Regions from separate parts of the Mus musculus genome. Here region 1 is linked to region 2. The links are chromatin loops, found by intact Hi-C in ENCODE. Cell type or tissue: gastrocnemius. All regions are shown on one strand. Links, peaks and the distances in the headings refer to the core of each region. The heading gives the core; the rest is flanking DNA. Region 1 holds the start of Tnik (TRAF2 and NCK interacting kinase). Region 2 overlaps Tnik (TRAF2 and NCK interacting kinase).

The links. Hi-C counts contacts between places; a loop is a spot of excess contacts. Peaks named below come from ENCODE experiments on the same cell type or tissue, not always from the same donor. Only the 100,000 strongest peaks of a DNase experiment are listed, where the experiment ranks them.
Region 1: it touches region 2 in a loop (3-fold over the local background); 3 of 42 quality-filtered maps call a loop at or near these places.

What each region holds. Positions count from the first base shown.
Region 1 is chr3:28,261,650-28,264,557 of GRCm38, forward strand. It overlaps Tnik (TRAF2 and NCK interacting kinase), which reads left to right and starts at 1,565. Exons shown (of 33, transcript NM_026910.1): 1 at 1,565-2,050. The coding sequence starts at 1,994. In gastrocnemius, for the core only: no CTCF peak of the experiment used is centred there; DNase peaks (open chromatin) are centred at 1,137, 1,541 and 2,432; H3K4me3 peaks cover 2,110 bases; H3K27ac peaks cover 2,005 bases.
Region 2 is chr3:28,368,256-28,371,163 of GRCm38, forward strand. All of the region lies in intron 2 of Tnik (TRAF2 and NCK interacting kinase), which reads left to right. Among named protein-coding and RNA genes, the nearest start is that of Mir466q, 50 kb to the right of the region's middle. In gastrocnemius, for the core only: no CTCF peak of the experiment used is centred there; a DNase peak (open chromatin) is centred at 1,615; H3K27ac peaks cover 2,124 bases.

The sequences.
Region 1 (2,908 bases), core at 161-2,660, 110 kb before region 2:
TCTACTTGGTCCCTTCGTGGAGGCTTGTGGGTTCGGAACAGCATTCTAGTTTCATGGTATGGTTTAGAGAGCACATGACCCACCCCAATGAGTCCAAGACTAAACAGTCCAGCTAACACTAATTTCATTAGTGTTGGTCCGTTCATTCATTCTTTCAACTTGTTCTGAAGCTCATAATTAGTTTATTCTTCATGACTTTAAAAAGAAGTGGCAACAGCCCAAGTGTTGGTGTCCATGTGTAATCTGAGTACTTGGGTGGGCGGGGGGGGGGGGGTCATTTGCAGGACAATGAGGAGTTCAAGGCCATCCCCAGCTGCACAGTGAAGGGAAGACTTCCTTTAAGTACTTAAGATCTGTCTCATAACCATACCAAATCAAACAACCAATAAGATAAATCAAAAAGAACCTCTACTCCCCCCAAAAGAAAACAAAACAAAAAGTCAAATAAAAATCAACCCCCCCCAGTATGTTTAGCTTTTTATCTCAGTAGATGCTAGAGGAACACTCAGAACTATTGATGAGTTGAAGCCAGTGGGAAGAGTTCACTATAAATGTTTTCTTCCGACGTATTTTGCGTGGCCAAACTAGGAGACAGGCAAGGATGCGAGAGGGTTGGGGAAGTGACTTTACACTTTTGATAAAGAATGACGGGTTACCACTGCAAACACCCAGCTCTTGAGTGAAAAAGCGAGCGAAGTCAAATAGCTCGCGGGTCAGGGCTCACTATCCTAGAGCCAAACTTTCTCCATGAATCCAGGTAGGTCACCGCGGAAAAGCTACAAAGGAGGAAACACTGGGTTAGGTACTATGTTGCCCAATTAATGTCGGCCTTGGAGTCACCTGAATCCTTCGAGCTACTGCACCCAGGGAGCAAGCTTCTCTTTTCAATTCGGTCATTTCCGTGGGGAATTGCGGCACGCGCAGGTCTTGGGTGTGGCGATATCCAGACAGAGCTCACATCTCTCGGATTTCCAGCTTCTAGCAAACCTACTCAGCCTAGAGAACCACAGACGATTCGGGCCTGCCTTCCTGCAACCCAGTGGCCGCGAATGACCGTGACCCTGTGGCCACTGCTCAGCACCAAAGCCAGGCTGCCGGCTCGGCGCGTGTGAGCTTCTCCCCAACTCGCTCTGCGCGGGGAGGCGGATCCCCTTCCCTGCGCACAAGTCCTTATATGCACCGGTTGCACCGGCCCGCCTTTACTCCAGCCCCACAAATAATTAATGGGGGAGGGAGGACGCTGCTGCCTTTTCCCGCTGCCTCTCCCCACCACCCTTTTCACCATTAGAGTATCTGAACGCAGTCAAGAAACCCCAAGATACGATCGAAGAGCCATTTTGGTGCACTGCACAAATTGGACACATTAAAAATATATATTCAGCATTCAGGCTCCTGCACAGAGAGGCTCAAAAACGGCTGTTTAGATTCAGCACTATTAACCCTCAAAAGCTGGGGCGGAAAGGGTGCGTACCCCTCCCCCACCCTGGCTAGTGGCGGAGGGACCCGGTCAGGAAGCGCGGCCTCTCCCCAGTCGGAGACCACGCCTCTCCCCCCCCCCCCACTCCTCCCAGGAAGCGGTGATAGACAGTTCTGTGTGGTTCTCCACCCCCACCTCCCAGCTGAGTGGAGGAGTTGATATGTCTCATTATAACAGCCAATGCAGCCGCCATCCACGCACAAGCAAAGAAGCATGTCCCATTTAAATACACCCACGCAGCCCCAGCGCCCTTAGCCGATCAGGGCGCGCAGCCCACACGCACCGCGGCTCCGGGCTTGGAGATCCGCGCAGGTCGGGCTCCGGGATCCCGCGGATCGACGCTCTCGGAAGATCGGGATCGGACTCTTGCTGGGGCCCGGGTGGGCGGGGGAGGCTGGGCCCCGGGCCTCTCTGGCGGACAGCCGCATGAGGACGCGAGCGAAATAGACCGGGGTGGAATTGCCAAGGAAGACGCTTCGGGGTGGTTTTGGTCCATTTCTCCCGCGAAGAGTCGACATGGCGAGCGACTCCCCAGCTCGCAGCCTGGATGAAATCGATCTCTCCGCCCTGAGGGTGAGCAGAACGTGTTTTTTCCTTTTTTTCCAATGGTCTAGGGCTGAAAGAGGGAACGTTCCCTGCCTTTCTGTTCTAATTCCGGGGCAGCCGAGGGGTTCTAGGCTGAGCCCCTACCCCTACAGCAGGGGCTGGGCTCCCCTTGTGCTCCTAGGCTGTTCCCGAGGTTCCGCAAGGAAGCTGGTAGAGCTTGTCAGTTTCATCTTCGATCGGTGTAAGAGCATTACATGAAAGGCTGGTGTGTGTGTGTGTGTGTGTGTGTGTGTGTGTGTGTGTGTGTGTGTGTGTACCCGGGCAACCGTCTCGTGCCAAGGCGCGAGACCCGACTGCTCCTTGCTGCAAAAGATTCTCTTGGAGAAGAAAGGCACTGGCCCTTCACGTTTGCCAGCTACCTGCAAGATGCCATCGTGAGCTAGCTGTCTCTACCAGCGGACCCTGCTGCTCCAATGGAGCAGTAATTGCTGCTCTGGGCTGGTCTTGTAGGTGCTAACTGACTCCCTTCCCGGCTTCTGTCTCCGGTGCTGGGGCTCCGGCTCAGCTCTTCCCTATATGCCAGTGTGCACTCACCTTTATCTGTGGTTTGAACTCAGCCCTGCCTATTCCTTCCCTCGGTGACTGTGACCTTTCAGTTTTATGGCTGAACTTCAGCAGGTGAAAGAGAAGCTTAACCGCTTCTCCTCACCACACCGGAACTCCCTGGAGAGATTGTGTGTGCGTGTGTGCCTGTGTGCCTGTGTGCCTGTGTGTGTGTGTGTGTGTGTGTGTGTGTGTGTGTGTGTGTGTGTGTGTGTGTGTGTCCCAGGTCTGTGAACAGTCCTTTGTAAAACATATTCCCTTCCCCGAGCCCGGCCGCTTTGC
Region 2 (2,908 bases), core at 91-2,590:
AACTCCATCAGGATTATGGAATTATCGGAATTTAGAGCTGTTCAGTTTTGAATGACTTGTGTATAGAAAACATTTCAGGCTCCTTACAGAGAACAACCAATTTCCTGAGCACTAAGATAGAATTTGTTATCTCTGTAATAAGTTTAACCTGAAACGTATCTTTATAAAAATCCACTTGGATATTTTGGATGCGTGCAATAAGAAATTGTAGTTCATACTTTCTTTGCTGAGGGTCTGAGGAGAATAACTAGCAGGGTGTGGGGTGGGGGGGGGTAGATGAAACTTTATTTTTTTCAAACCTTACATTTAGTAATGGTTCTTAAATGCTTTAACCTTCCCTGTAGCCTACCACCCATCAGCGGGAGTGGAAGAGAAAGAGGGGAGAGGAGAAGTGGGTCTGTTTAGAAAGATTCTTTGGAGCACATCCATCTGTGTTGTCTGGAAATTGACAATTCAGTTCACAGGTTAGCAGACATCTTGATCCACTCAGAAACACTTTACAGATACACTAGCAATCCAGTTCAATAGAGTCTCAGCTTAGCAAAAGCAGTGATGTGACCTAGCAGAGACAACCAGGCCTCGGCCTTGGCACAAGTCAGCAAGAGGGACCAACAGGATCATCAGGAGAAGTTCTCAGCTGTGCCTCTCTCAGGGAAGTGAAGATCAGGGAAGACAGGCAGGCGGCCCACACGTGTTGCACAGCTAGCTTTACCAGCAAGCCAAGCACTGTCTTGGTCATTCTGTGGACCCTCCAAACATCATGTGTCCTCCACATGCCTTGTTCAACACGAGTCTTGCCTCAGCACAGGCTTTACCTCAGGACCAGTTTTGACTCAGTATGGGTCTCTAATCAGCCTGAGACTTCAGACGTGGCCAGAAACTGCAGCACACCACGAGGAGGTTTTTTTTTTGTTTTGTTTTTTGTTTTTTTTTTGTTTTGTTTTGTTTTTTTTGTTTTTGGTGCATTTCTCTCTATGGTATCCCGACAAAAGCAGCTTAACTATGCAATGTGAGGCAGACCAGTACATGTGTGTTGTTAGGAAAGAATCCTTCATCACATGTCCTTTCACATGCTTGCTTTAGCAAAACAACCTCTCTCCTGTGTCTGCTTTAGTGGTTCCTTCATGAGTCTGCCTTAGCCTTTCACCTATGTCCACTTTAACGAAATGTTCCTTTATGTGTTTGCCCCAGCAAAACACCATCCAATTGACTTTCCAAAGAACCCTTAAGTTTCCACTTCAGGTAGGGGTGGGGTGGGGTGGATGGCCTTTTCTGCTGAGCTCTGTGGCCTTGAGCATAATTTCAGAGCCATTTTCTACTGCTGATTTTCAAAGGTGATGCATAGAATTTCTGTGTCCACTCCATTCCCATTTACAATAAAGGAAAAAAAACCTTGGTAGCTGCCTCCCATCAAACCCTAAATAAACACAAACAAACTTACACAACATGAGTTGTAGTGTTAAACCTGTTGTCTGTACTTCCTGCAGAGAAGAGCTAGGAACTGAACTCTGTGTGAAGAGTTCAGTGTCCTTTAGGGAGAACACACTGCACTGTTTTAGGAACCCGTCCCGTGGCTGCATGATAGGGATGCCCAGTCACTGGCAGGCCACCAACATGCTGACGACTCTGTAAAGCTTCCTTGTAGGAACCAGGCTCAGCTGTGCATCATTTTGAAGGAGGCAGTGTGTGGGACTCACATCATTGCCTGTGCTACCCAAGCAATATCTTATCTTCAAAGACACTGGGAGTGCAGATGAAGCCACTGTGGCCGTTTTTAAGGCCAGCTTCAAAGGCGGTAACATTATTCAGCTCATTCACTGTTGCAGGTTCACAGCCAGAGCCTGACTCCAGAACTTTCTCCTGATTCCAAACTGAATTCCCAATCCTCACGATTCCTCTAGTCTCAGGCTCCTCTGGCTCCACATGTCTGTCTCTCTCCCTGTCCCTCTCCCCTTCCATGTCCCTTGTTCTACTCATTCCCCTGGCAGGCTCTTGCTGTATTGCCATGGTGGGCATCAAAATCACAGCAAGTCTATTATAGCTTGTGCTTCCTGGGTGGTAGGCTAATAGGCATATGCCTACTCATGAGCATTTTCATATATTCCCCCTCTGTCCTTCTCTCCTAAAGATTTATTATTATTATTATTATTATTATGATTATTATGATTATTAAGACATGTTTGTCTGTATGCAGGTAGGTGTGTGTATGATGAGTCTAGGTACATGAGGAAGCCAGAGGCATTGGGTTTCCCTGAAGTTGGACTTATAAGCAGTTGTGAGCCACCACCACGGATCCTGGGATCTGAACTTGGTTTTTTGCAAAAGCACCAGGTGCTCTTAACTGCAGAGCCGTTGCTCTATCCATCCCCATTTTCTTTTACAAATACATTCTGTATATTGTGAGTTGTGTGTATGTGTGTATGTGTGTGTGTGTGTGTGAGTGAGCGAGTGTGCATGTGGGCATGTGTGCGTGTGTGCATGCATGTGTGCAGGCATGTGTGTCTGTGTAAGTAGACACCATGTGTGCCCCTCAGTCACTCCCCATGTTACATTTAGAGACAGAGTCTCGCACAGGGCTCTCTGTCTGGCCACCAATCCCCAGAAATCTCCCTCTTCAGCAGGATTATAGCCATGTTTTAGCACCTCTGGCTTTTTAAGTGGGTGCTGGAGATAAAACTCCGGTCCTCATGATTGCAAGGCAGGTGCTCCACCTATTGCACCTGCTTTCCCAGTTCCAATTCCCAGTGTGTGTAAATGCATTATCGTGAGTTCTTGGATCCATAGCATTGAATGTTCATGATCCGTAGCACAGGCCTGGTGTGGGCCTGCGCATTGGCCAGTCATGATGAGGATATTACCTAGGCAACACATCCAAACTTGTCCTCTAACTAATAGTCCAGAACAGCAT